2 separate regions of the Homo sapiens genome follow, and region 1 is linked to region 2. The links are chromatin loops, found by intact Hi-C in ENCODE. Cell type or tissue: HepG2. All regions are shown on one strand. Links, peaks and the distances in the headings refer to the core of each region. The heading gives the core; the rest is flanking DNA.

Evidence for each region. Peaks named below come from ENCODE experiments on the same cell type or tissue, not always from the same donor. Only the 100,000 strongest peaks of a DNase experiment are listed, where the experiment ranks them.
Region 1: it touches region 2 in a loop (5-fold over the local background); 2 of 110 quality-filtered maps call a loop at or near these places.

What each region holds. Positions count from the first base shown.
Region 1 is chr1:231,158,573-231,168,713 of GRCh38, forward strand. TRIM67 (tripartite motif containing 67) reads left to right here and starts at 3,486. Exons shown (of 10, transcript NM_001004342.5): 1 at 3,486-5,441. The coding sequence starts at 4,398. RefSeq lists a silencer at 3,528-3,843 and an enhancer at 3,752-4,386. In HepG2, for the core only: no CTCF peak of the experiment used is centred there; no DNase peak of the experiment used is centred there; H3K4me3 peaks cover 1,003 bases; H3K27me3 peaks cover 1,891 bases.
Region 2 is chr1:230,959,238-230,969,378 of GRCh38, forward strand. TTC13 (tetratricopeptide repeat domain 13) reads right to left here. Exons shown (of 23, transcript NM_024525.5): 2 at 1,972-2,066. Among named protein-coding and RNA genes, the nearest start is that of TTC13, 15 kb to the right of the region's middle. In HepG2, for the core only: no CTCF peak of the experiment used is centred there; a DNase peak (open chromatin) is centred at 5,874.

The DNA of each region.
Region 1 (10,141 bases), core at 1,758-6,757, 200 kb after region 2:
GACTACAGGCACCTGCCACCATGTCTGGATAATTTTTGTGTGTTTTGTTCGTTTGTTTGTTTTGTTTTGTTTTGTTTTTTGAGGCGGAGTCTCCCTCTGTCGCCCAGGGTGGAGTGCAGTGGCGCGATCTTGGCTCACTGCAAGCTCCACCTCCTAGGTTCACACCATTCTTCTGTCTCAGCCTCCCGAGTAGCTGGGACTACAGGTGCCCGCCACCACACCTGGCTAATTTTTTGTATTTTTAGTAGAGATGGGGTTTCACTGTGTTAGCCAGGATGGTCTTGATCTCTTGACCTCTTGATCTGCCCACCTCGGCCTCTCAAAGTGCTAGGATTACAGGCGTGAGCCACTGCACCTGGCCAAATTTCTGTATTTTTAGTACAGACAGGGTTTCACCATATTGGTCAGGCTGGTCTCGAACTCCTGACCTTGTGATCCAGCCGCCTCGACCTCCCAAAGTGCTGGGATTACAGGCTTGAGCCATCGCACCCGGCCCCAGAAGGAAATTTAAATTTCAGTGAATTTTATCCCCAAAGTTTATAATAGGGAGAAACAGAGGTTCAGAGAACTAAAATGACTTCTCTATATGCATATGGTTCATGGCACAGTTGAGACAGAAAGAGGACTTTTTATAAATAATGTTGACGATTGTTAGCAATTATGATTATATACAGTGAAGCATTGAAGCCAGCTTTGTAACTTCAGTTCAGACAAAGGAGTGGTAGGATGCTAATCCCCCAAATGCACAATGTTTTAGCAAAAGTACAGTGCACGGATAAGCTGATTTATGTTGTAGAATTGAGGTGGTGGGGATTGAGAGTGAAAGCTGTCAGAATCCAAATGGAGTCACTAATGTTAAAAAAAAAAAAAAAGAAAGAAAGAAAAAAAGAAAAAAAGCCCTGACAGAGCCATGAAGGGAGAGTTTTCGTGCATAAATACCTCGTAACAAAAATGACTACAAAAGACTCCAAAACCTACAATCTTGCAGAGAGGCCATCATAACCCTACACCAAAAAATACTTCTATCAGGACATCTGCCCAGCAACTACCTGTCCAGCCTTGAGCTGGCATCACCCCTGTTATTGATATTTGTAGCCAAGGGTAATTATTTCAAAACAATTATTCAATCTTCCTCATTTTTTTCCCTTAAAAACCTCTGTCTTCTGTTACCTCCCTGAATACACACAGAGTTTACTATGGCAAGCATCTTTCCATTGCGGTACTTTTTTCCCAAATAAACCTCTCTTCTTTTAGAGAGCCTGTCTCTTTGTTATTTAGGTGACAAGAGTGCATGAGAAATGCATAGGTGTAGAATTCTGATGTACTAGATCACCTCCTCCCCGTGGAAAACAAAACTACACTCAGTCTGAGTGGAGGAGTGCTTGAACTGTAAGTCCTTCTGTACAGGAAAGGAGTTACACACCCCTCCAGGAGGCCACCCCTACCCCCAAGCAGTTTGTTTTGGTCCGAAAATGACAAAGGAGACTGGACTTCAGCCATATGGCTGCTGGTTTGGGGCAGACCTGTTCACAGTAGAACCATAAGAGGTTATGACTTCCCTTGTGGTCACCAGGAGGCTGGGCTGAGCCGGCGTAAATGATGGCACTTGCTAGGGTCACAGAAATGCATCTTTAAGTGCATTCAATTACAGACCTACCCATACACTGCGTTTCTGACATGACCCTGAAGATTCCATAGCACATTTCTGGAAGGCTTATCTGAGAGTTGCAGGCAGGATCCAGCTCATTGTGGCTTTATCTACACAAGGCAGATGAGGACAAGGTTGTTACCATCTCCCATCTGTGGCTACTGATGCCTGGTTAAATAATTGTTCCAAGTCCCCTAGCTGAGGGGAAGTAGAGTCAGGTCTCTTAATGCTGTGCGATGCTCTATCTGGCCTTAGCTTGGCCTACTCTTCAACTTTGGCACAAACTGGAAGCAAGCTGCAAAGCCGGACTAAAGGTTCATAGGATTTTAAAACAGAGCCTGGCGTGGTGGCACAGGCCTGTAGTCCCAGCTACTTGGGAGGCTGAGGTAGGAGGATTGCTTGAGTCCAGGAGTTCGAGGCTGTAGTGAGCTATGATCACGCCACTGCACTCCAGCCTGGGCGACCCAGAGAGACTCCAACCGCCGCCCCCACAACAAAAACAGAAAGTAGGAAACGCCGTCTGTATTTGCAACTAGCTCGTTTAGTTCTCAGACATGAGTATTATGACAATATTCATTTGGCATTTCAGGATCCGAGCGAGGGAAAGCCTAAGCGAGCTGCTGAGTGGGGCCAGTGGTCCCGGGGCGTCCTGACTTCCAAGGCTCTGGGCCTTCGTGCTGCGGCCAGGAGCGCGTCGCCAAGCGCCTCCCCAAGGGTCCCCCTGCAGGGGTTCCTGTCCCCTAGGCACAGAGCCCCAAGCCCTGGGCGCAGGCTGCAGCTTCCCCCTGCCTGACCCCGCCAGCCTGCGCCTCCTCACCCGGGGACTAGCAGAAGCCTGGGCCCGCGCCTGGCGCTACGACTCCGGTCTTTAGTCTTTGTTTGGAGCACGGGAGAACCTGGGACGGAGGGAGGCATGACTTCAATATTCATATCGTTGTTAAATAAACGATTTCCTAATTTGTATCTGTTTCATGCCAGCGTGAAACTTCTGTAGGCAGAGCCGGCTGCGCTGCCAGCACTTTCTTCTGCTCGTCCCCACCCACCTCTGCCTCCCCCACCCAGCCTTCCCTCGGCAGCAGCGGGGAAGAACAGCCGAGCAGACCAAACAGCCGGGGCCGCGGGTGGGAGGCTGTTCCCGCAGCTCGTGGCTGGCGTTGGAGAATGTGGAGATTTTCCCATTCATAAAAGGAACGTCTCCGCTTGCCGCCTTCCCGTCCGCCGCACACCGCCACATCCGCAGCGGGGTAGGGCTGGGTCTGGGGGCGCTGGGTTCCCAGGGGTCTACCCGGGCGCGCTCTCGCCTTTCTCAGGAAACCCCATTTTGTGAGCGGCACCGCGTGTCCTCTCTCAGTCCGTGCACACAGTTGACCTGGAGCGCGGATGAGCACCCTTGGTTGAAAGGAAGAGACAAAATGGCTTGTGGTTCAATTCATAAATAAAACCTCACCCTTGGACTTCAGGCTGCCCGACATTTTGGGACTTGGATTTTTTTGCTTTATCGTAGTTTTAGGAAGCGACTGTCAGGCCATGTTGCCTATCCATTTCTAAACGACTGGCTTTTTAGGATCCCGTTTTCACCCTTCTATGGCGGTGGGTTGGGGGTGGGGTGTGGAACTGGAGTGGCCCAGGGAGACGATGGCAGGGGCGGGGCGGGGCAGGTCGTTGTACTGATTCAAGATACAATCTCCATCCAAATAATGGATTGTTATTAACAATGATCCTCCCTGCAAAACCCTTAAAATTGCCCCTTGATTCCCTAGCAGCAAGAGGCGAGCCCTTATTCGCTGAGCTGAAGCCTCCTCCCCCCTCCTCCCCATTACTCTCTGCTCTGGAAATTACAACTCCTCGGCGCGCCGCGCGGGGAGGCAGCGGCAGCGGCGGGAGGGAGGCGGGGAGGGGATTCCCGAGCCAGCCGGACGCTCGCCCTCCGCCCGCCGGCTGCAGCGTCGCGCGGCCCAAGGTCAGAGGCGCCGCAGGAGCAGCAGCTGGGAACCAGGGAAGCGGGTCAATCCCGGCCGCAGGGAGAAAGCCCCAGGGCGCAGTCAGCCGGCGTCCACAGCCGCCCAGGAGTAGGGTGAGCGGCTGTCTCCGGGCCGGTCGGGTCCCGCCGAGGTGGCCGCGGCCCCAGCGACCCGGCGGGTGGCGGCCCAGGGGTCGGCGAGCAGGCAGCTGGAGCCCCACCTTCGGCTCCCGGGCGCTGTCCGCCGCCTCGTGGTGCTGATCCCAGCCCCACGGCTGAGCGGCCTTCGCACCTGCCTGTCTCACCTCGCTATCACCCCGATAAGGAGTTGGGCCGGGGCAGAAGGGGGGCCTCGGGGTAGCCGCCCACCGGAGCCAGGGGCTGAAGCAGCGAGCGCACAGCAGCCCGGCCGCTGGTCCTGGGGTGGAGAGGAGGCGCGCGCTGCAGCCGGCGGCGGCGCTGGTGCTGATTCATCACCTAAAGCTCCTCGCAGGCCACCGCGAGGGCAGCCGACCGGCTCCGGAATCTGGCCGCAGGTTGAAGCCGCTGGTGCGGGACCCTCGGGCAGGAGGTGAGGACCCCCTCCCTTCTCTCGCCCCTCAATCATCTTAGGGCGGTGGCTACAGGACAGAGAGAGGGGCGTGCCCCTCGGCTGTGAAGTGGGCATGCCCGTGTGATGCCCCCGCCCGTCGTCTCACCGGGGCGCACCGCGCTGGTCCTCCTCCGCCAGTCTCCCGAGCTCCGGCCATTCATCCCCAGCGCAGAGCAGCGCTGGCAGCCGGCGCCGCGATGGAGGAAGAGCTGAAGTGTCCCGTGTGCGGCTCTCTGTTTCGGGAGCCTATCATCCTGCCCTGTTCCCACAATGTCTGCCTGCCTTGCGCTCGCACCATCGCGGTGCAGACCCCGGACGGTGAGCAGCACCTGCCCCAGCCGCTCCTGCTTTCCCGGGGATCGGGGCTGCAGGCGGGCGCCGCCGCCGCTGCCTCTCTGGAGCACGACGCTGCGGCTGGCCCGGCCTGCGGCGGTGCAGGCGGGAGTGCAGCTGGCGGCCTCGGCGGCGGTGCGGGAGGTGGCGGAGACCACGCGGACAAGCTCAGCTTGTACAGCGAGACAGACAGCGGCTACGGGTCCTACACCCCGAGCCTCAAGTCCCCCAACGGGGTTCGCGTGCTGCCCATGGTGCCCGCACCACCCGGCTCCTCGGCTGCGGCGGCTCGGGGTGCCGCCTGCTCCTCGCTGTCCTCGTCTTCGAGCTCCATCACGTGCCCGCAGTGCCACCGCAGCGCATCCCTGGACCACCGCGGCCTGCGCGGCTTCCAGCGCAACCGGCTGCTCGAGGCCATCGTGCAGCGGTACCAGCAGGGCCGCGGGGCCGTGCCGGGGACGTCTGCAGCCGCGGCGGTGGCCATCTGCCAGCTGTGCGACCGCACCCCGCCAGAGCCAGCAGCCACGCTCTGCGAGCAGTGCGACGTCCTCTACTGCTCTGCCTGCCAGCTCAAGTGCCATCCATCCCGGGGACCCTTCGCCAAGCATCGCCTGGTGCAGCCGCCGCCGCCGCCGCCGCCGCCCGCCGAGGCAGCCTCCGGGCCCACTGGCACCGCCCAGGGCGCCCCCAGCGGAGGCGGCGGCTGCAAGAGCCCGGGAGGCGCGGGGGCGGGGGCGACTGGGGGCAGCACGGCCCGCAAGTTCCCCACGTGTCCCGAGCATGAAATGGAGAACTACAGCATGTACTGCGTGAGCTGTCGAACCCCGGTGTGTTATCTGTGCCTGGAGGAGGGCCGGCACGCCAAGCACGAGGTGAAGCCGCTGGGGGCCATGTGGAAGCAGCACAAGGTGAGCCCGCGGGACGCGGGAGTGCAGGTGCCAGGGAAGAGGGTACGAGGAGAAAGGCTTTTGGCCTCTCCCTTGGAGAGCTGACAGAAAGTCGGTCAGAGGGTCAGGCAGGAATTACCTCACTCATTAGCCATTCATTCCATCAGATAGTCATTTGACAAACAGGTAAGGGACTCCCGGTACTTTGGACTGGATGCTGGAGATGGGAAGGGTATGGAAAGATGACTTATTAGGTCCCCACCCACCCGAGGTTTTAGGATTTATGTAGGCACAGGGCACCCAAAACGCAGACACAGGGCTCTTTTACTCCCAACGTCTGACTAATAAGTTACCTTGATGGTCCCTTTTGAGTTAAGGCATGCAGGATCTCCTTTTCCCCTCTGCCACCCTCAGCAACTTATGGCTGGCAATGTGTCCTTGTATCTGATACTGCGAGAAAGAGAGGAGCCATCAAAATCTGGTTAGGTCCTTGATCAGACCCCAAGTCAAGACTAGAGTTGGTTTTTCTAACATTCACCTAAATTTCCCATCCAAATGCCAAAGATGAGCAATTGGACTCACTTCCCCAGAGGTCAATGAACTAGGCCTGGCAGAGTTAGAATCTTGTGGGAAGGACCCCTAACCGCCTCTGGAACTTCAGACACCAATTATTCCTTGTAGTCTTACCAGTAAACAGTCACCGCAGAGGCAAGAGGTCTCCACACAGCCCAGCCAGAAATATATATTTGAATTGAGGAGGAAAATAAAGTAATTGGCCAAGGCTATCCAACTGGAAATAAGCAAAAAGGTGAGCACAGATGAGAGGAAGAGACTAAGAGACTAACCATTCCTATATAGATTTGTTGTTCATATATAGTTACTCTATAGTATTATCTGCTATAATGAGCATACGTTGTTATTATAATTTAACATTTTAGAATAACAAATTAGAAAAAACAAACATGAAACACTTTAGGAATCCACCTTTAAGAGGAGAATTTGCATAATACATATGAAAAAAAGATAAATATGCAGTCAAATCCCTAGTTCTAGAGCAGTAGTTCTCAACTGTGTCCAATTTTCACCCCTTACCCCAACCCCTCCCCAACATTTGGCAATGTCTGGGGACATTTTTAGTTATCACACCTAGAAGGTGCCACTGGAATCTAGTGGATAGAGGCCAGGGAAGCTGATAAACATTCTACAGTGCACAGGAAAACTCCCCAAAACAATTATCCAGCCCCAAATGTCAACAGTGCTCTGGAGAGAAATCCTGCTCTATAGTTACACAGACCTGTATCCAAATCTTAGGACTTGCAATTTACTAGCTGTATGAGTCTAGGCACAATTTAAAACCCATTGGAAAAAAATACCAAACTTAAGACAATTGCGGTAAGGATTAAGTATAATACTGTATGTTTAGCCTCTAGCAAAGCACCTTAAATATAATTGATAAATAACATTAAATGTTGCTGCTTATTGTATAATCCTAATACCTAAAACCAGTGAATTTGCAGAAAGCTACAGGGAAGTAGCAAAGAGTGCTTATTTGGCCTCACTGACTTGGTTAGCTAGAGAAAACATGAGCTGGCAACTTTTGGTAGTGTTTATGCTGAGTCCTAAAATAGCTTTGAGCTGAATCAGAATTGTTGCCTTGAATTAGTTATCATTCATATGATATTTTGTTGCATATTGCTTCACAGTAATTGTAGCTATCTTGCTTATTTCATCTTTTAAGTGAATAAACATCATTTTACAAATAAATTATTTGTAAAAAGGGCTGTGACCAATTACCAAGACAAGAAGTACAGATTCCAAATCTCACATTCAGATTTCACAAACTGCTAAATCTTCACAGCTTAGAGAGACAAAACTAATTCTGAGTGTTGCCACTCAGATGTTCAGAATTAGTGAAGAGTGGAAACCAAAGAGAGTTGAGATGAGAATTTGCAATTGTAAGAGAAATTAACTGTCTTACATGGAAAAGTGAGTTAGATAATGAGCTATGGTTTAAAGAACTAAGGTTATACAGGAAAAATCATTGGTCATCCCTGGCTTGGTGTCAACAGCAGTTTTATAAAATTTCTATCCTCAGCCAACAATGCAAAGTTATGAGGAAATTTGGGAAGCACATGTGATATTTGCCCCCTCGAGTGGGCAGTGTAAACTGTGGGAATATGACTATGCAGGATCTCAATTTTGTGACATCCTCCTAAATCCAGAAGGAACACTACAAGTTACTTTTGTGAACGCCTGTTTTCAAGAATGAATAGAAGTGCTGCTGTTCTTCTTCAGCAGGTGCTGTTGATTTCTACAGAAAGGGAAACTACTGAGTGCTTATTATGAGCATTTCACCTGGGGGCTGGCAATCAAAAGAAATGATCAATGGGAGAGCCTTGGTCAAACACTGTTGGTCTTGCTTTGTGGCTGGGCATCTAGACCAGTATGTATGCTGTGAGGGTGGCTACTTTTGAAAGACAAACTAGAACCCTCCATTAAGACTCCCACTGTTGGCAATTTAAGTTTTTCAGTAAAACATGAAGTCTCTGGATTTTGTTGTTGTTATCTAAAAATCTCAGAACCTTGACAAGGCCTCATTGCATCACCAGAACTAGAATTGGGACAGCAACATTTCTCTAACATTCCTGTGATTAAAGAAGCCATCATCAAAGCCTTGCTTTAATTTTTCTCTGGTGTTACTGCAGCTTACCTTCTGATTAGTGATTCTTAAGTAAAGAGACATATATGTGACACTGAAATCTATTTTAAAATAAGATTATCACCTTTTAAAAGCAGTGTAAAAAACTTTAGGTCTTGGCTAAACACATTTCTGTATGAATTTCTTGGGAGAGGATTAACTGTTTCAAAGAGCTTCTGATGTGAAGATGGGATAGGGAAGGGTAACTGTACAGGAGAGCTTTTGGTTGTTTGCTTCTTGATTATGAAAATCTGTTTTTCCTGAAGCTGGAGAAAAGGGTTACTGTGTACCATAGCTCTTTCCTAGTGTGACATGCCACAGAATGTCAACATCTATAACTCCTCACTCAGGGAGAACTCTGACCTGCTGGGTGCAGATGGCCAGCTCTGAATTAAACTGGGTAGGAGTTGATTCCTAAGTTGAGGTTAGAGAATAATTCTTTTTTCTTTATAGATAAGCTCTTCTTCTGGAGTTCTTTGAGAGCCATGGTAAATCGAAGAGCCTTAAAAGAAAATCTCACTGATACTCCAGGAGTACTATTCCCACTGAGTCAGCACCTCACAAAAGCAAGGGAGAGGGTGTGGCCTGGAAAGCTCAGAAAAGACAGGACTTTTGATCACTCTAATGTCTTTTTTTTTTTTTTTTTTTTTGAGACGGAGTCTCGCTCTGTCGCCCAGGCTGGAGTGCAGTGGCGGGATCTCGGCTCACTGCAAGCTCCGCCTCCCGGGTTCACGCCATTCTCCCGCCTCAGCCTCCCAAGTAGCTGGGACTACAGGCGCCCGCCACTACGCCCGGCTAATTTTTTGTATTTTTAGTAGAGACGGGGTTTCACCGTTTTAGCCGGGATGGTCTCGATCTCCTGACCTCGTGATCCGCCCGCCTCGGCCTCCCAAAGTGCTGGGATTACAGGCGTGAGCCACCGCGCCCGGCCGTCTTTTTTTTTTTTAAGAGATAGGGTCTTACTACATTGCCCAGGCTTGTCTCCAACTCCTGGCCTTAAGTGATCTTCCTGCCTTGGCTTCCCAAAGTGCTAGAGTTACAGGTGTGGGCCACTGCACCCAGCCAACTCTCACGTCTTAAGGCTCTGCCAAAGGGCAGGTGGCTTCTCAGCCTGCTGTCTTACCTTATTTTGTAAAAAGGGTATGTTAGGCTTTAAAGGCTCAGAGGAAACACCTCTTCTATTAAAAGGGATAATACATACGTGACAAAGAACATGGAGTCATAGTTGCACTGTGATCACAGGTAAAAATATTTTAATATTTGTAATTCTTTTTTTTTTTTAATATTTTGAGACAGGGTCTCTCTCTGTTGCCCAGACTGGAGTGCAGTGCTGCCATCACAGCTCACTGTAGGCTCAACTTCCTGGGCTCAAACGATCCTCCCACCTCCGCCTCCCAAGTAGCCAGGACTACAGGCACACCCCACCACCATGCCTGGCTAATTTTAAAATTTTTTGTAGAAATGAGGTCTTGCTCTGTTGGCCAGGCTGGTCTCAATTGAACTCCTGGCCTCAAGCAATCCTCCTACCTTGGCCTCCCAAAGCCTGGGATCACGCCTGTAGGCGTGAGCGACTGCACCTGACCAACGTATATCATTTCTGACGGCTGCCTGCCATTTCATCATAGGCATTTATATTTTATTTCGTTAACACCTTAATACTGAATTTTGGGTTGTTTTCTGTCTTTTGCTGTTACAAACATTTCGCTTGTTAAGTCTATGCCTACACTTTTAATTATCTCCTCAGGTTACATTTCTAGATATGGAATTGCTATGTCAAAGATACCTGATTTTAAGATAATTACTGTTTCCAAATTACCTTTCATAAAGATGACACCTACTTTCTTTTTTAATAACAAAATTATGTAAACAATTAAAAATTCACGTGGATAAAGACCACAGGGAGAAATGATAAGGTGGATTGTCTTCTTTCTAGTAATTATTGTTTGCTATTTTCATTACATTATTGTTATAACTATTTTTAAAAAGAAGATGACATGTATCTAGATTTTCATATTTTTAACTA
Region 2 (10,141 bases), core at 2,972-7,971:
GGGACGAGGACAGAAATGAAATTCTACAAAAAGAAGAAATCATTTACTAAGCAACCTCAAGAGTACACTGAAGAATATATCTGATTTTAAGTTGTTTGTATTCACTAGAAAGTGGGCAGGAGAAGTACAGTACAAACAAATCAAATTCTTTTTTTTTTTTTGAGACAAAGTTTCTCTCTTTTTGCCCAGGCTTGAGTGCAATGGCACGATCTCGGCTCACCACAACCTCCGCCGCCTGGGTTCAAGCGATTCTCCTGCCTCAGCCTCCCAAGTAGCTGGGATTACAGGCATGCGCCACCACCCCTGCTAATTTTGTATTTTTTAGTAGAGACGGGGTTTCTCCATGTTGGTGAGGCTGGTCTTGAACTCCTGACCTCAGGTGATCCACCCGCCTTGGCCTCCCAAAGTGCTGGGATTACAGGCGTGAGCCACTGCACCCAGCCAAACAACAAATCAAATTCTTGATGAAAAAGACCCTTTCCTATTTCTAATACTGCATCTATAGTATCTCCTCTGGACAGAGTTGAGAAGCTATGCTCAAGTAAGTTTGAACACACAGCTCAACATCACTAGTAGACTAATTTCAATCCAACTTTCTCATCCCTGCTTACACTTCAGTTCCTGAAAGCTGTATTGCCTGATACCCCTAAATAAAGGGAGTTTATGTTGACCCTTTGCTATTCCTTCATATGATGTGTACAATCACACTTTTATGTTTATTTGCATAATGATTTGGTTGATGAGTATAAAAGTCATGGTGCAGAGACCAACGCTATCTGGCTTGCTGCTGTATTCCTAACACTCACCTAGTACAATGCCTGGTACATAATGCAGAGACCAACACTATCTGGCTTATTGCTGTATTCCTAATAATCACCTAGTGCAATGCCTGGCATGTAATAGGTGCCAAATAAATATCTGGAGAATGGATCAATAAATGAATAGTCTAAGTCCCATATTTCAACCTTGGGAAGAGGAAAGGCCAAGACTAACGAGCTTTCTCCCATAGGTCACTAGCTAGCACTAGCTTAAACTGGAAATGCAACTAGTAGAACATATTTTAACTACTCTCAGTAAGAAGACTTTCATAACTCTAAGAATCTAACTGCCTATACAAGATGGGATTATCCAACTTCTACTTAAACACTTTCAGAGATGACCAACTCACTGCTTTACAAGACAGCCCCTTCTGATTTTGGGCAAGTCTAATTCGAGAGTTTTCCATATATCAAGTTGATTACTATGCAGCGAGTTAGGTAAAAGCAGACGATCATTCTCTAGTTTGCAGTTTCAATCCATCTTCAGTAGTTCTCACATGAAAAGGCAAGGCTTTGTTTGAAAAAAAAAAAAAAGAGTATCTTAAAAGGAAATTTTAAACCGAAGATGCAAAGAGTATCTATGCAGATGTTGAAGGAAAAGGCCTGGAGAAAAAATACATTAAACTTGGACACGGAAAGAACAATCAGCTTCATAGAGTTAAGTGTGAACAAAAAGAAGACCCATCCCTCTTGAGGCAGCCAGGCTGGAGGAGGAGATGCACTAACATGGATAGGCAGACGCAAACATTAGCTACTGTCAAGTATTCACCCCTGAAATGGAGAGGTCCACGGTATAGTTTAGTTGGTACTGATAGAAAACATAGATACAAAAGATACCCACATATGCAAAGGTTGGAAAAATAAGAGTCTACTATACCTACAAATACACAAGGCTGCTAGAAATAAGGTTTAACTATAATGTCCCTTTATTTCTTGACACTTGCAAATTAAAAGTTCTATGTCCAGAATAATCAACCATCCAATTCATAAGTCATAATTCAATGTGGCAAAATACCAGACGACCTATCTTTATCCTATGCATGTAGACTCAACGAGGCCCAACTTCTAGTTGACAGAGGCGACTTCCACTTTTTGGAACTAGTATCACTGGGCTTCAGGTTACAAAAACAGAACACAGAGAGAAGATGCATACCAGAATCTTCTCAGTGTTGAGGGAAAGCAAGGAGTCACAGGGTGATGATCCCTTGGGTTCGCAGTCTGAGTCATGGAAGTTCAAAAAGGATGACTCTGAAAGGCAAGCATTCTTTGTTATTCTCTACACCTTAATTTATGCTCTTAGGTGCTTAACTATGAATTAGAATTTTTAGACTCCACAGAACCAAAATAAGAACAGGTGTGAATAACACTAAAAGTGGCAACCAGCTGGGCACAGTGCCTCACACCTGTAATCCCAGCAACTCAGGAGGCTCGCTTGAGGCAAGGAGTTCAAGACCAGCCTGGGCAACAGCAAACCAACCAGGCTGGGTCTCAAACAGTGAGACCCTGTCTCTAGAAAACAAAAAATAGAAGTAGCAACCTGTATCCTACCTTTATAATAGGGTAATGTTTTACGGTTTGCAAGTATCTTGCACAACCATTAGTGATGTTCCTCACCACCATTCTCAAATGAGCAAAGCCAGTGAGCTTCCTGGATGGTTAAATGAGGTTTAAATAGGTTGTAACTTATCTAAAGGCAACAGGGTAGAAAGAGTACTAGTACAATGCTTGTCTCAGGACACATGTGGAACTAATATTGTTGTTGAGATCCTTCAGTCGAACAATCTATGGGGCAGCATTTACCATAGATTAAAAAAAATCACAAAAGGAGAATAAGCCAAACCAGTGAGACTTAAATGTTAAAAGATACACCCTAGGCCAGGCGTGGTGGCTCACACCTGTAATCCCAGCACTTTGGGAGGTCAAGGTGGGCGGATCACCTAAGGTCACGAGTTCGAGACCAGCCTGGCCAACATGGCAAAACCCTGTGTCTACTAAAATACAAAAATTAGCCAGGCGTGGTGGCAGGTGCCTGTAATCCCAGCTACTTGGGAGGCTGAGGCAGGAGAATCGCTTGAACCCGGGAGGCAGAGGTTGCCGTGAGCCGAGACTGTGCCATTGCACTCCAGCCTGGGCAACAAGAGCAAAACTCTGACTCAAAAAAAAAAAAATGATACACACTATGAGTCCAGTATGCAAAATATATAAATAGCTCTTACAACCCAACTAAAACAACACAATTTTAAAAACAGGCAAAGGACCTGTATAGGCATTGAGCACATGAAAAGTTGCTCAACATCATTACTAATTACTACTTAGGGAAATGTAAATCAAACCACAATAAGGTACCTCTTCACACACACACACTAGGATGGCTATAACCAAAAAGCAGAAAACAACAAGCAGTAGCAAGAATGTAGAAAAATTGGAACCCTTGTGCATTGCTGGTGGGAGTGTAAAATGGTACACCAGTTATGGAAAATAGTTCCTTAAAAAGCGAATCAGAATTTCCATATGATGCAGCAATTCTTCTCCTAGGTATATACCCCCAAAATTGAAAAGGGACTCAAACAAGTATTGTATATACATGTTCATAGTAGCGCTAATCACAGTAGCCAAAAGGGAGAAATGGTCCAAGTGTCCATCAACAGATGAATGAATAAACAAATTTTGGTGTATACAGAGTAGAATACTATTCGACCATAAAAAAATGAACTACTGATACACACTGCAACGTGGAAGAACTTCCAAAACATTATGCTAAATGGAAGAAGCCAGACACAAAGGGTCACTTATCATATGACTCCATCTATATGAAATGTCCAGAATAGGTGAATCCATAGAGACAAAATGCAGATTGGTGATTGCCGGGGATAGGGGAAGGAGGGACTAGGGAGAAACTGCTTAATGAGTAAGGGGTTTTATTTTGGAGTGTTGAAAACAACTTGGGGTGGTTGCACATGGTGAATGCCACTGAACTGTTTGCTCTAAAATGGTTAATTTTATATTAAAACATTTCACCTTGATAGATTATTGCAAAAAAAGATATGTTCTAATTCAGCAGTCATTAAAGAGCATTAAATTATGTTCAAGGAACCATCTGAGGGAGAGAATAAATTATAATATCAAAATCAGTCTGTGTCCTCAAAGAACATATAATTTAGCTAAATTCTCACGTGTTGTATATCTTAACAATAAGAAACAAGACATGATATGGTGAAGAAGCCCTGGGGTGGTGAACCATTACTGAAGCTGCAATGTTAAATTTCACAAGGCATAAGCAGGGTTTAAAAGAATGGATGGAGGCTGGGTGCGGTGACTCACACCTGCAATCCCAGGACTTTGGGAGGCTGAGGCAGGCCAATCCCTTGAGCCCAGGAGTTTGAGACCAACCTGGGCATCGTGGCAAAACACCATCTCTACAAAAGAAAAAATTAGCTGGGTGTGGTAGTACATGCCTGTAGTCCCAGCTACCCAGAGGCTAAGGTGGGAAGATCACCTGAGTCCAGGAGGTGGAAGCTGCAGTGAACCATGATCATACCACTGCACTCCAGTCTGGATGACAGAGTAAGACCCTGTCTCAAAATAAATAAATAAATAAATAAATAAATAAATAAATAAAAGAAAAAAGAATGGATGGATTTAGACTGGGGCAGAGAAAGGGAAGGGGTATTCCGGATAGGACGATGAGTGGTACACGCAAAGGTACAAAGGCAAGGAAATGCAAAGGGCAGCGAGGAGACTCCTACTCCCTGGCTAGAGCAGGGAGTTTGTGTTGGAAAAGAAAAAGTATGAGTTTGGAAGGTGAGGAGTCAGACTGCAGAAAGTCTGATCTGAACCCCAACGAAAGGCTTTAGTCCCACAAAAATGAAGATAGTAATGGTTCCTGGCAGATGGTTGGAGAATAATGACTCAATGAAAGATATTTTGGAAACATACACATTTATAACCTGTTTCTCCTGCCTTTTCTAAGCTAAGATTTGAGAACTTACTATATGCCAGGCACTGTGCTAAGCAATGTGTATACCTGGCCTTATTCTAACAATCCCTCTCCTTTGTGGAATCCATTTCAGTTTCAATAAATATACACCTACATAATTTTAAAAGGCTGCACTTAACCATACTTTTATCACTGGATACTTAGGATGTCCCTACTTTTTTCTTAATACGAACAGTATTTCAGTAAGTATTCTTGACCTATATTTTTGAAAATGTACCCACTTACAATAGATTCCAACAAATAAAATTGCCAAGTCAAAGGGTGTGCACAAGTTTAATATTTTTCATATATATTGCCCCAATTTCCTTCCTAGCATATAATAACAATTTCATTCCTACTAGAAGTTTGAGAAGGTCCATTTCCCTCCAGAGTACTGACATTCTTTTTAATCTTTCCCAATCTGAACATACCACTAATAAAGTTAAACTTTTGGTTTATTGGCCATTTGTATCTCCACTTTTGTAAATCACTTATATCCTTTGCTCATTTTTAAGTCATCTAAACCTATCCTTGCAAAAGATATTGAAAAAAATTCCTAATTATCTATTTTCCAAATGGTTAGCCAGTTGTCCCAGCACCACTTGTTAAATTATCAATTTGAATGCCACCTTTATAATACATTATAGACATTAGGATCTGTTTCTATACTTGCTTTTAAAGGAAATCTTTAAGATTATTTAAATCCAGCTATAGTAACCAAAACAGCATGGTACTGGCATAAAAACAGACACACAGACTAATGGAACAAAATAGAGAACCCAGAAACAAATCTACACGCCTACAGTGAACTCATTTTTGACAAAGGTGCCAAGAATACACACTGGGGAAGGCAGTCTTTTCAATAAATGGTGCTGGGAAAACTGAATATCCATATGCAAAAGAATGAAACTAGACTCCTATCCCTCACCATATACAAAATGAAATCTAAATGGATTAAAGACTTAAATCCAAGAACTCAAACTATGAAACTACTACAAGAAAACGTTGGGGAAGCTCTCCATGATATTCATCTGGGCAAAGATCTCTTGAGTAACACCCACAAACACAGGCAACCAAAGCAAACAAGGACAAATGGGATCATGTCAAGTTGAAAAGCTTCCCCACAGCAAAAGATACAAGCAACAAAGTGAAGAGACAACCCACAGAATCAGATAAAATATTTGCAAACTACCCCTCTGACAAGCGATTAGTAACCAGAATATATAAGGAGCACAAACAACTGTATTGGAAAAAATCTAATAATCCAACCAAAAAATGGGGAAAGATTTGAATAGACATTTCTTAAGACATACAAAAGGCCAACAGGCATATGAAAAGGTGGTCAACATCATTGATCATCAAAAAGTGCAAATCAAAACTACAATGAGATATCATCTCACCCCAGTTAAAATGGTGTATATGCAAAAGACAGATAATAACAAATGCTGGTGAGGATATGGAGAAAGGGGAACACTTGTACACTGCAGTGGGAATGTAAATTAGCAGAACCACGATAGAGAACAGTTTGGAGGTTCCTCAAAAAACTAAAAATTGAGCTACCATATGATCCAGCAATCCCACTGCTGGGTACATACCCAAAAGACAGGAAATCAGTATATGGAAGAGATATCTGCAATCCAATATTTGCTGCAGCAGTGTTTACAATAGCTCACTCTGACACCCAGACTAGAGTGCAGTGGCACGATCTCGGCTAACTGCAGCATTGACCTCAGCATCCCTAGTAGCTGGGAACACAGGCATGCACCACCACACCTGGCTAATTTTTCATTTTTATTTTTTGTGGAGACAGGGTCCCACTGTGTTGCCCAGAATGGTCTCGAACACCTGGGCTCAAGCAATCCTCTCGCCTCAACCTCCCAAAGTACTGGGATTACAGGCATGAATCACTGCACCTGACTTAAATTTTCTCCTAATTACTTAAACTTGGTAGGATTATATATCACTTTTCATTTAATATTTTTAAAATAAATTTTTAGTTTTCTATAAGAAACTTTTGTTTCCACACTTTCTAATCCCTTATAATGATCTGTTTGTTTTGATTTCAGTATCACATTGTTTCAATTATTGTAGCTTCACAATAAATAAATGTTTTTTGGTTTTTATTATTTTAAATTGATACAGAATAATTGTACATATGGGGTAGAGGGTGATATTTTGATTCACAATACATACATTTTAATATAAAACAAAGCCATTATCAATTTTATTCCAAAACTTTCTTGGCTATTTGTATAAACATTCTTTCTTCAGATAAACTTCAGTCAGTTTTTTAAGTTCCAAAACAAAAAAATCTCTCTATGATTTGTGTTAGGATGGCATTAAAATTGTAGATTAATAGGAGAAGAAATACTTCTTTATAAAATTTGATCTCTTTATTTAAATATTTTATTAAACTATGTGAAACTTCATAAATTTTATATAGGATTTACATGTGATTTTTTAAATTGGGTTGATAACCATTGATTCAATACATATTTGTTGAGCATCTACTATGTTCCCATCACTGTGTTAGCCTCTACTGAGCAAAACCAGAAATGACCCTTCTTCTACAAAGACATTATAGTTCCCTGTGGGAAAACTGATAGCAATCAAAGTACACAAAGAAACATAAACCAACAACAGTGTGAGAGCTACACATGACAGCACAGTCAGAAGATATGGCCTGGTCAGTTTCCCGAGGACGTGAATAACACCAGCTAACACATAGTTACCGTGTACAGGCAACCTTAGAATCCCCATTTCAAAGATGAGGAAAATGAGCCCGAGGAACCTGCAGTAATCATCCTGACGCTACCCTCTAGCAAAGCAGTGGAGGGAGGATCTGAACCTAGGCAGTCTGGTTCTGGAGTCTGTGCTCTTAGCCATGAATAAGTGAATGGGGACCTGAGGGAAATTATGGATTTCACCATGGGAGGCTATGGCACCGGGAGAGCAGTCAGGCAGAAATACCAGCACATGGTAAATCCTTTGTCCAACTGCCTAGTGCTGAATATTTTATCTGCCCACATTACTGAACTCTTTACAGCCCTATTAATGTCTCCATTTAGTCAGCTGGTAACTGTATTATCTGCACGTAATTTTATCAAGGTCTTTTAAAATATTTATATTAATTTAGCACCTTATTATACTAGATGAAACTTCCAAAAAGTACTCAATAACGCCACTGATTAACAGGCACCCCTGCTTATTCCTGACATTAATACTTCATTTAATAACTGAGATTTCATCAACTTTTGATGATAAAACTTTTTCACCTAACATTTATCAACATCCAGTGGAAAGCTGCTCTGTGTCAGCTATGGGTTGAGACTGATGTACTTCACCATATAAAAGAAGTATTTTCCTATTCTATTTTTTTTTTTACCAGAAACTTTAAATCAGGAGAGCTTGCTGACCTTTATCAAGCACTTTTGAAATTTATTTAAGATGTTTCTATGATTTTTCTCCTTTGGCCTATTAACAAACTAATTTAATTTTTTCAAGTTGAACCATCTGTGTACTTCTAAAACAAACTCTGATTGAGGTAGATCATTCTTTTAATTGCTTGCTAATATTTTACTTAAAATTTTTATAACTATGTATGTATCTTCTAAGGTTGCAATAGAAAAATAGTTGCTAGAGTTATAACTATAGTTGTGTGGAACAGGAGGTTAAATTTGTTCTTCGATCTTAAAATATTTAACTCACTATGGCTTTAATTACTTTACTATCATAAATGATTATATTAAAGGATAACTACTTAATATAATAAATAATTACAGCCCAACCAGCTGTACATAAATAGTATAAATTTCCTTGGATAGGAAAAGCATTAGTTTTCTTCCTTGCTTACGTCGTACAAGTAAAGTTAGTGCTGATTACTATAGAAACTGTGTGAAAACGCATCACAGAATTCTATCTTGTTCTTCTACATCATCTCTGGACATTTCTTCACTGCTTCAGAGTTTAATGTCTTAGCAGAGATTTCTGCACAGTTGCCTCTTAAGTTCTCATGGCCTCTGGAGCTCTGCGCATGCCTCTCATTCACAACTGACACTTGCACCTGCTCCCTCTTTCTGTAGTCACCTCATCAGGCTTATCTATTTTATTCTTCTTTTTTTTATCACTTAAGAATTTGTTTTCCTATGGTGGTGGGGGGGGGGCCTTTTTGTTTTATTGTGGTTAAAAAAAAAACACACATCACATAAAAGCAATCGCCTTAGCCATTTTTAGTTTGTATGGTTCAGTAGTATTAGGTATATGCACACTGACCTCCAGAACTTCTTAATCATTCTTTTTTTAAAAAAACAACCCGGGTCTATTTCTCAATTCCACTGCTGCTTTATTTCTAATTCATTTATACCAGCTTTGCTGTATTAGGCCTTCTAATTTCCCTTATTACCTCTTCTCGCAGCTCAAGTTCAGCATCTAGTTCATTTATTCCCTTTCTTCTTAGCATTAAACTAAGAAGGCAGGATGAGTTTAAGCAGGAGGCGACATCACTAACAGGTGTCTAAGGAGAGAAGGGGCAAGTAGAGCAGGGGGCAGGTGGGAGGCCATGGCCAGTTAAAATGAGCAAAGTCTGAATGGAGGCAGCAGCCATCGGGTTGAAATAGAGGGTCACGGTCTAAAGGATACAGCAAGTAAAAAGGAGAGGGCCTTGAGGAAGAATTAGGCACAGAAAGAGGGAAAAGACACAGGTTTCCAGTTTGTGCAATGAGGGAAGAAGTGGTGCCATCAACGGAAACAAGGAGTTTAAGAGGAAGAGAGGTTTTAGAGGGAAGTCAAGAGCTAACTTTGGGCTTGAGTCAAGTGATTACGCTGGAAGCTCTCTAGCATGTAGTTAAGAAAGTCCAGAGAAAGGTAAATACTACAGATATGGATGTGATGATTTGATAATCATTAACTTATGGTGGATGATAAGCTGAGACTGTAAGTACAGTCTCTAAGAAAGCTTAGGGGGCTGGGTGCGGTGGCTCACGCCTGTAATCCCAGCACTTTGGGAGGCTGAGGTGGGCGGATCACGAGGTCAGGAGATCGAGACCACGGTGAAACCCCGTCTCTACTAAAAATACAAAAACCTAGCCGGGTGCAGTGGCAGGCGCCTGTAGTCCCAGCTATCCGAGAGGCTGAGGCAGGAGAATGGCGTGAACCTGGGAGGCGAAGCTTGCAGTGAGCCGAGATTGCGCCACTGCACTCCAGCCTGGGTGACAAAGCGACACTCCATCTCAAAAAAAGAAAAGAAAAGAAAAGAAAAAGAAAGCTTAAGAAGCTTACGTTTAATAAGAGAAGAGTTGACCTGGTGAAGATGAGTATTTAAGAGATAGTGGGAGAATCAACTTAGCAA